Linked DNA regions of Homo sapiens: region 2 is linked to region 1. The links are chromatin loops, found by intact Hi-C in ENCODE. Cell type or tissue: ovary. All regions are shown on one strand. Links, peaks and the distances in the headings refer to the core of each region. The heading gives the core; the rest is flanking DNA.

Evidence for each region. Peaks named below come from ENCODE experiments on the same cell type or tissue, not always from the same donor. Only the 100,000 strongest peaks of a DNase experiment are listed, where the experiment ranks them.
Region 2: a loop joins it to region 1, with 2.1 times the contacts of the local background. A loop is called at or near these places in 1 of 110 quality-filtered maps.

Annotation. Positions count from the first base shown.
Region 1 is chr11:857,615-861,871 of GRCh38, reverse strand. All of the region lies in intron 3 of TSPAN4 (tetraspanin 4), which reads right to left. Among named protein-coding and RNA genes, the nearest start is that of TSPAN4, 17 kb to the right of the region's middle. RefSeq lists enhancers at 812-1,346, 1,347-1,879, 1,880-2,413, 2,414-2,947. In ovary, for the core only: no CTCF peak of the experiment used is centred there; DNase peaks (open chromatin) are centred at 1,921 and 2,659; H3K4me3 peaks cover 412 bases; H3K27ac peaks cover 625 bases.
Region 2 is chr11:1,003,913-1,008,420 of GRCh38, reverse strand. It overlaps AP2A2 (adaptor related protein complex 2 subunit alpha 2), which reads right to left. Exons shown (of 22, transcript NM_012305.4): 17 at 1,804-1,893; 18 at 286-409. Among named protein-coding and RNA genes, the nearest start is that of MUC6, 31 kb to the left of the region's middle. In ovary, for the core only: no CTCF peak of the experiment used is centred there; a DNase peak (open chromatin) is centred at 2,309; H3K27ac peaks cover 534 bases.

The DNA of each region.
Region 1 (4,257 bases), core at 258-4,257:
GGCTCACTGCAACCTCCTCCGCCTCCCAGGTTCAAGTGATTCTCCTGCCTCAGCCTCCCAAGTAGCTGGGATTACAGGCATGCCCCCACCACACCCGGTTAATTTTTTGTATTTTTAGTAGAGATGGTTTAGCCACAATAGTCTTTTTTGTTTTTTTTTTGATACCGAGTCTCGCACTGTCACCCAGGCTGGAGTGCAGTGGCGCGATCTCGGCTCACTGCAACCTCCGCCTCCCGGGTTCACGCCATTCTCCTGCCTCAGCCTCCCGAGTAGCTGGGACTACAGGCGCCCGCCACCACGCCCAGCTAATTTTTTGTACTTTTAGTAGAGACAGGGTTTCACCGTGTTAGCCAGGATGGTCTTGATCTCCCAACCTCGTGATCCACCCACCTCGACCTCCCAAAGTGCTGGGATTCCAGGCGTGAGCCACCACGCCCAGCCGCCAGGATGGTCTTGATCTCAATCTCCTGACCTCATGATCAGCCCGTCTCGGCCTCCCAAAGTGCTGAGATTACAGGCATGAGCCACCGCGCCCGGCCAAGTTATGATTTCTTACAGCCACATGGGCACTGGTGGGAACAAAGCAGGCGGGTCCCACAGGAGCACCTGCCACCCGGAGGGCCACCTCCTGCAGTGTCTGTAACCGCCAGAGCTCTTACTGTGTTTCCTAAGTGCTTGTTCTTATAAAAATCAATTAAAACAGGAAGAGGCAGGGGGAGACGAGGGGGTGCTGCGCCCAGAGAGAGGGTGCTAGGCTGCTGGCCCAGCAAGGCCTCAAGGGAAGCAGGGGTCCGCCAGGACCCCACCTTCAGACAGAGGCCTCGGGCTTGGGCCGTTTCAGGATGAGACGGGAGATATGTTCCAGGCCTGGGCACGGGACAAGCAGTCCCCCGAAAATGCTGACCAGCTCCCGGTCTGCAGCGTGGGTGCCCAGGTGGGTGGTGGGTAGACGTCCTGGGGTGCCGACGGTTGACTGGTTCTGGGGAAGGGCCGCGCAGCCCTGGGGGATCCCTGCCCCACCCTGGACTGGACAGGACTTGGGAATGGGCTGGCAAAGCCACCCCTCAACCTGATGAAACCCCTTGGAGCACCCAGACCACATGCCTGAGGACAGGCTCAGACCCCAGGCTCTGGGGGTTCCCGGGGGACTACCAGAAGCCCCAAGTCACCCCATAAAAGCCTCCCAAGCCCCAGTGGCCAGACTCACACCCCACTTTCCAGACAGAAACCAAGGCTGGGATAGCTGCTGGCCACCAGCAGCCGCCCCACCCCCACCTGCAACACCAGCCCAGCTCAAGACAGGCCTGGGGCCTCCACCCTGGCAGGGCCCACGGAGGGCCCATGAGCCCCAACACTCTTGCCTCAGGGGGCCTGGGGGTGGGAGATGCCCCCTCCTCGTGTGCACGCTCACCTGCCCCTCCCTGAGCAGTGCATCAGCCAGCGCCAGGCTGGAGGTTGGAGGCCGCCACCCTTTTACTGGCTGGCTGGCAGGCAGGAGGCTGTGCTGGGGAGATGGGACACAGCTCCCTGCCCAAGGGCCAGCATGGCTGCTGGTGCCCCAAGATTCAGGCCAGGCCTGTCACTGGTGTCTTCGGTCCCTCTGGGCTCCACAGGGTAAAATCCCCTCAGAGCAGATTCCCCCCACTGCTGGGGCCCCACAAGTCCCACACACGCTCAGGCCATCCTGGGGAGAAGGCAGGCTCTGTCCTTCCCCGGCCTTCCAGAGGTAGCATCTCCGCTTAAAGTTCAAAACAGAACGCTGTCCGGAGGCTGCCAGCGCAGGACCTATCTTGGGAAGCTCTGCTGAGCCATTGGCTCCTGGTGCCTGCTGAGCTCTGACACCCACGCCCAGAGCCCCTCCCCAGCAGGCCAGGCACAGCGCACAGGGGAGCTGGACAGACTGGGTGCAGGAAGAGGGGTCACCCCTGTGCTCTGGGCCCCAGGATTGGGAGTACCGAGGCAGGGGCTGACTTGCTGGCTCTGACCACACAGCCCCTCGTGGCTGCAGGGAGCCAATAGGAGACCTGGGCACAGTGCCCAGCCTGGGTGTGGCTTCTGAGCAAAGCCAGCCCCAGAAGCAGCTTAGGGTGATAGGGGAGGCTTCCCAGGAGACCAGGAAGAGGCTTGGGGGTGGCAGCCAGCACAGCCCGGTGGAGGGCGGCCCGGAGACGCACCAGGGGACGGATGCATGAACCTGAGACGTGTGAGTCAAGTTGTGTGTGAGCCCGGGATGCATGGGAGCTGGGGTGCATGTGAGCAGGGGTACATGGGAGCTGGGGTGCGTGTGGGCCCGGGGTGCATGAGTGAGGGTGTGTGTGAGCCGGAGTGCATGTGGGCCCGGGGTGCGTGTAAGAGGGGGTGCGTGTGAGCCCGGGGTGCGTGTGAGCCCGGGGTGCGTGTGAGCCCGGGGTGCGTGTGAGGGGGGTGCGTGTGAGCCGGGGTGCGTGTGAGAGGGGGTGCGTGTGAGCCGGGGTGCATGTGAGCCCGGGGTGCGTGTGAAAGGGGGGGTGCGTGTGAGCCCGGGGTGCGTGTGAGCCCGGGGTGCGTGTGAAAGGGGGGGTGCGTGTGAGCCGGGGTGCACGTGAGCCAAGGTGCGTGTGGGCCAGGGTGTGTGTGAGTGGGGGTGTGTGTGAGCGGGGATGAGTGTGGGCTGGGGGTGGGTGTGTGAGCCTGGGTGCATGTGAGGGGATGCGTGTGACCTGGGGTGCGTGTGAGCCGGGGTGCATGTGAGCCCAGGGGTGCGTGTGAGCCAGGGCACGTGTGAGCCCGGGGGTGCGTGTGAGCCGGGGTGCATGTGTGCCGGGGGTGCAAGCTGTTGGTGTGAGCCCGGGGGTGCGTGAGAGCTGGGGTGCATGTGAGCGGGGATGCGTGTGACCCAGGGGTGCGTGTGAGCCGGGGTGCATGTGTGCCGGGGGTGCAAGCTGTTGGGGGTGTGAGCCCGGGGGTGCGTGAGAGCTGGGGTGCGTGTGAGCGGGGATGCGTGTGACCCAGGGGTGCATGGGAGCCGGGGGTGCATGGGAGCCCAGGATGCGAGCCGGGGGTGCGTGTGAGCGGGGGTGGGAGGCGAGGTGCATGCAAGCGGGGGTGCATGTGAGCCGGGGTGCGTGTGAGCGGGCGTGAATGTGAGCCAGGTGCATGGGAGCCTGGGGTGTGTGGGAACCGGGGTGCATGTGAGCGGAGGTCCGTGGGAGCCTGGGGTGCGTGGGAACTGGGTGAGCAGGGTGTGTGAGCGGGGTGCGTGTGGGCCGGAGTGCGTGTGAGCCGAAGTGCGTGTGAGCAGGGGTGCGTGTGAGCCGGGAGTGCATGTGAGCCTGGGGTGCATGGGAACCGGGGTGAGTGTCAGCGGGGGTGGGATCCGGGGTGCATGTGAGCCAGGGTGTGTGTGAGCCAGGGTGGATGTGTCTGGAGTGTGCAGGACCAGAGGCCAGCTCCGTGGCAGAAGTGCCAGGGGACATCCCTAATTAAGAGAATCTGTCCTCACTGGGAGCACTGGGCTTGGGGCACAGCCCCAGGGTGGGCAGGGGTCTGCCAGCTCTACAAAGATGCCCCCACTTCCCGGGGGACCTGGCCCTGCTATGGGATGCACCAGCAGCTGGGGGATGGGCTGTCCAGGGTGCTGACTGTGAACGCGGCGCCCCCACCCACCCCTTTGGAGAGGTGTCCCTCGTAACATTCTGGAGCACAGGAGAGGCCTGGACAGGCAATGGCCCACTCAATGGTCCCTCCAGACCGTCGGGCACAAGGTCACACACACCATGTACAGACAAGGCCATGCGGAACTGAGGGGCATTCCCGAGCACACAGGAACCCCAGCCTGCCCCTGGGCTGTCCCCATATCCTCCCGCAGTTCCCAGGTCTTGTGGAGGGGCAGACAGGGCACCAGGGGGACCCACAAACGGCCTGACACCATCACTGCCCCAAGAACTGGGCAGAGAAGGGATATGGCCCTGGGTCCAGATCACCAGGTGATGAGGGCAGGAGGTCAGAGGGAAACGAGGCCCCAGGAGAGGAGATGGCCATCAGCAGCTCAGAGTACATCCTGGCCTCAAGCGCCAAGCAACCCCACAAGTCTCATTCCAGACGAAATGCCCAGGCTGGGGGTGAAGGTCCCTGAACTGAGGGGAGGTGCTAGCACAACAGAGAAAACTGTCATTTAAAACCCAAACTGGGGCCGGGCGTGGTGGCTCACACCTGTAATCCCAGCACTTTGGAAGGCCGAGGCGGGCAGATCACGAGGTCAGGAGATGGAGACCATCC
Region 2 (4,508 bases), core at 209-4,208, 150 kb before region 1:
GTCTGCCACCCCATGAGGTGGGCCCCATGGTGCCCAGAAAGATCCTAGCAAGGCCCCATGTGGGAGCTGCCACCTGCCGTCCCGGAGCCCAGGGCTCCGCCTCCCCTTGTTTCCTGCGCTCTGCAGAGCCGGGGGCAGCAATAGCTCAGGCCGCATCCATGCACCGTGAGCACCCGCACGCCCCGGGTCCCCTCAGGAAGGACACGGAGGCACAGTCATGGAGCCCAGGCACACAGCTCAGGCGCCCACACACCCCTTGGCCCGGGGCGCACAGGCGGCTCTTACCTGAACTGAATGTTGAGGACTGGCGCCTCCGTGAAGTCGGACACGCACTCTATGTTGACCACCTGCTGCACCTGCGCGCCCCCCTCCACGGTCGGGTCCACGGGCTTGGTCTGCAGGTTCAGGTGTGCGTGCGTTAAGGAATCCAGCTGAGCAAGTCCCAGTGGCAGAAGCGGAAACGGGCCGGGCTAGAGCCCCAGCAGGACCCGTGGAGGCGAGCACACTCACCACACTCTAGGACCACCAGCTACGGGTCGAGGGCAGCCACACCACCCGGCCCTGCCCTTCCACCCAGACAATCCTCAAAACACTGTCTGCTTCTCACGCTTCCAGAATGGCTCCTCCATTTTAAAAAGTCACTTAGATTATATACTACTTGTCTGTTTTCACTCTGAGCCTCGGCTCTGGGTCTTACACACACAATTTTTGTCACCGTTAGCAGAAACTGGTGCTTAGTAGGGCAGGAAAACTTTAAGAATCCCAGGAATAGCAGGCTCCTGAAACAGCGAGACACAGAAAAGAGCCTGCCCTGCTGGGACCAGGGTTGTTTTCATGCTGGAAAACAAGGGTTTGCCTACAGCCTCTCCTGAAGAAACAGTGACAGCAGCAAAGCTGGGTCCAGGAGGCAGCGGGGTGCAGGCCTCTCCTTCCCTCTGGGTCGTGTGCCGCCGGCCACTCAGCTGCTGGGCTCGCTGCCGCCTCGAGCCAAGTGGACCCCGAGGGAGAGACCCCTAAAGAAGGGCGCAGTAGGAGTCAGAGCTTCCACTCCAGATTCCAAACAAAGTCTTTAATACAGGTGCTCCTGCATGTGTATTTTTAATGACTGTTTTGAAACAGCTTGAACAGTCTGCATTAAAACATGTTCATGTTAAAATGAACAGACCAGCCAGTGGCAAGGAGGATGTTGCTTCACTCAGGTCGCTGACCATAAATCCCCAGGTGTCACCATCTCTGGTCAAGCTGGGGTCTTCACGCTAACTCTATTTGGCGGGCCTATCCTTAGAGGTAGAGACGTTAGCGTCTCCCTGTTTTAGCTGGGGAAGTTCTAGGAACGCTTCTGGCATTACGAAGGGAAAATCTTCAGTCTAAAAGCTCTGCCAGAAGCACACACAAGCTCGGCTGGGGTGCGCACCGCGCTCCAGTCCCCACTGGCGCCTCCCACACTCTGCAAGCAGCAGCTCTGTGAGGCTTCGGAGAGGAGGGGTTTAAAGATCACGTCACAGGAGAGTAAGAGCAGGTGAAAAGGAAAGGGACTCACACTGGCCAGATGGAAGGGGAGGAGGCATGTACACGGTATTTTTAGGTGCATGATCAAAAGCTGGCTCTCCAATATGGAAGACTGCCTGTTTTCCTTCTCCTGCCCAGCACCATAGGCAGATTACGACTGCCTGATTTTCATATAGCATCTGGAATTATCTCGCTATTTTAACAAAATAAGAAAACCAAAAAACTTCCTCAAAAGCCTCCTCTAAGCCCCACATTATGCTGTCTGCGGGCATGGGGCAATGAAGCCAAGGATATTAGGCTGAAGGTCGTCTGAACAGATTAGTGTTGGGGTAAAGTTTAGGAACTGCGTGGAGGTCTTATTACCATAAAAGATAAACATCCGACCTAGAAGGAACAAAAACAATTTTTTCACACACACCATTTCACACTTACCCTGAATATTTACCCTGAAAAACAAGAGCCCCCCACAATCTTCAGCTGAATTTAAGTTCACTGTTGTGATGTATGACTGTTGTTAAAATTAAGAACAAATTTTTTCCAGTTTTAGAACGAGCACACCAGTGCTGGTAACACGGGCCGGGTATCTCCTCCAGTCAGAGGTAACTTCCGCCCTCCAGCACCCTCCTCCCTCGGCCCCTCCTGCGCACCCACACGGGATGGGTGAGATCACACGCATATGCACGGGGAAGGACCCACAGAACGCCCCGTCTGCAGGCTGGGCTACAGCTGGAGGGGCCTGCCAAGCATCTTTTCCAGGGACGCCACAATCACACAGGCCTCTGCCGGCCCCGCCCCATGACTGCAACATGCAAACACACGCACCGGCCCCGGCTGCCTCCTGTCAGGGGACCCGGCTGGGCACGCGTCCAGCACAGCATCGGTGTTGCACACTAGCCCTCACTGCAGCGGCTCAGCCACGGCACAGGTGCACATTTAGGATGTGTCGCTGTTTTTATTTATATCACAGTAAAAAATCTTTGTGAACATCTGTATACCCCTTGAATTCAGAAAGGAAATCTCAAATATTTTGAAAACAGTAAACAGTTTGGCATCACTCCTCCCACAATTTAAAAACCCAAAACCAACACCTCGTGAAGCTATCACGGCCCAGAGCTTAAAAACTTAAACCAGGACTAAAGGCACCACCTGTTTTCAATGCAGCGTTTCCCACAGGAATCACTCTGACAACCCTCACTTTTCTAACAGACCCCTGGCGGGCAGAGGACTAATTCTCTTTTTTCACATTCTTTCTGTGTTTTTCACAGATGAGAGAGAGAGCAGTCCTGAGGAGGCTCAAGGCAGGCGCTGAGAGGAGGCAGGTCCGCAGCCAGGGCCCCTGCAGCCACAGGGTTCCGTGCACAGCATTTTTTTACACTCAAAGGCTTTTTTATGTCTTTCTCCTAAATTGTGGTAAAATACACTAACATTCACCTTCCTAGCCATATTTAGGTGCACACAAGGGCACAGGAAGTGCATCCACACTGTGCAGCTGCTGCCACCACCACCATCTCCAGAACGTTCTCATCTTCCCAAACGGAACTCTGTCCCCATTAAACACCAATTCCCCATCCCCCTGGCCTAGGCCCTGGCATCCCCCAGCTACGTTCTGTCTCTACGAAGTCACTGCTCTAGGGACCGCATGAGTGGAGCCACACAGGATTTGTCCAGGTGTCTGGCCCGTGTCACTGAGCACCATGTCCTCAAGGTGCATGTGTGCTGCTTTATGCATCAGAATTTCATTCCTTTCTGCCGTTTGATGGCTGAATAATATTCCACTGCGTCGACAGACCACATTTCGTTTAATTAGGCATCCACCCATGAACATCTGGGCTGTTTCTAACTTTCGGTGATTGTGAATAGTGCTGCCATTGGACATGGGTGGACAGGTACCTCTTTAAGACCCAGCTTTCAATTCTCTGGGGTCTGTACCCAGACGTGGAACTGCTGGGTCACAGAGTAATTCCATCTTCTTTTGTGTTCTGAGGAACTTCCCACAGTGCCCGCACTACTGTACATTCCCACCAGCGGCGTACAAGGCTCCAACGTCACCACGCCCTGCAGACACTCTTTTTCCTTTTTGGTTATTTATGCATACATAAATAATGATGTATGCATTATTTATGAATGAATGAATGAACGACAGGGTCTCGCTCTGTTGCCCAGGCTGCAGTGCAGTGGCAAGATCTCAGCTCACTGCAGCCTCAAACACCTGGGCTCAAGCGATCCTCCCACCTTTGCCTCCCAAGTAGCTGGGACCACAGGTGTGCACCAGCACGTCTACCTAATTTTTGTATTTTTTGTAGAGATGGGGTCTCACAATGTTGTGCAGGCTGGTCTCAAACACCTGGGCTCAAGTGACCCTCCCACCTCGGCCTCCCAAAGTGCTGGAATTATAGGCCTAAGTCACCAGGCCACCAGGCCAGTCTGTTTATTTATTTATTTACAGAGTCTCACTCTGTTGCCCAGGCTGTAGTGCAGTGGCATGATCTTGGCTCACTGCAACCTCCGCCTCCCAGGTTCAAGTGATTCTCCTGCCTCAGCCTCCCAAGTAGCTGGGACCACAGGCACACACCACTACACCCAGCTAATTTTTGTATTTTTATTAGAGACAGGGTTTCACCATGTTAGCCAGGCCAGTCTCGAACTCCTGGCCTCAAGTGATCTGCCTGCCTCGGCCTCCCAACATGCTGGGGTTACAAGCGTGAGCCACTGCACAGGCTGCTTGTTTGTTTTCTAACAGCCATCCTGGAGGGGTGAGGTGGTAGCTCACTGTGGTTTTGATTGGCACTTCCCTCGTGACTTTGTCCATCTTTTCAGGTGCTTATTGAGCATTCCTGTATTTTCCCTGGAGAATGTCGTCTTTTCAACAACTTTGCACCCACCCCCACCTCCCCGCCACCCCCTCTGGTTGTAGAGATGGGGTCTTGATGTGTTTGCCCAGGCTGTTCTTTTGCCCATTTTTTAATTGGGCTGCTTTCTTACTGAGTTATGGGAGTTCT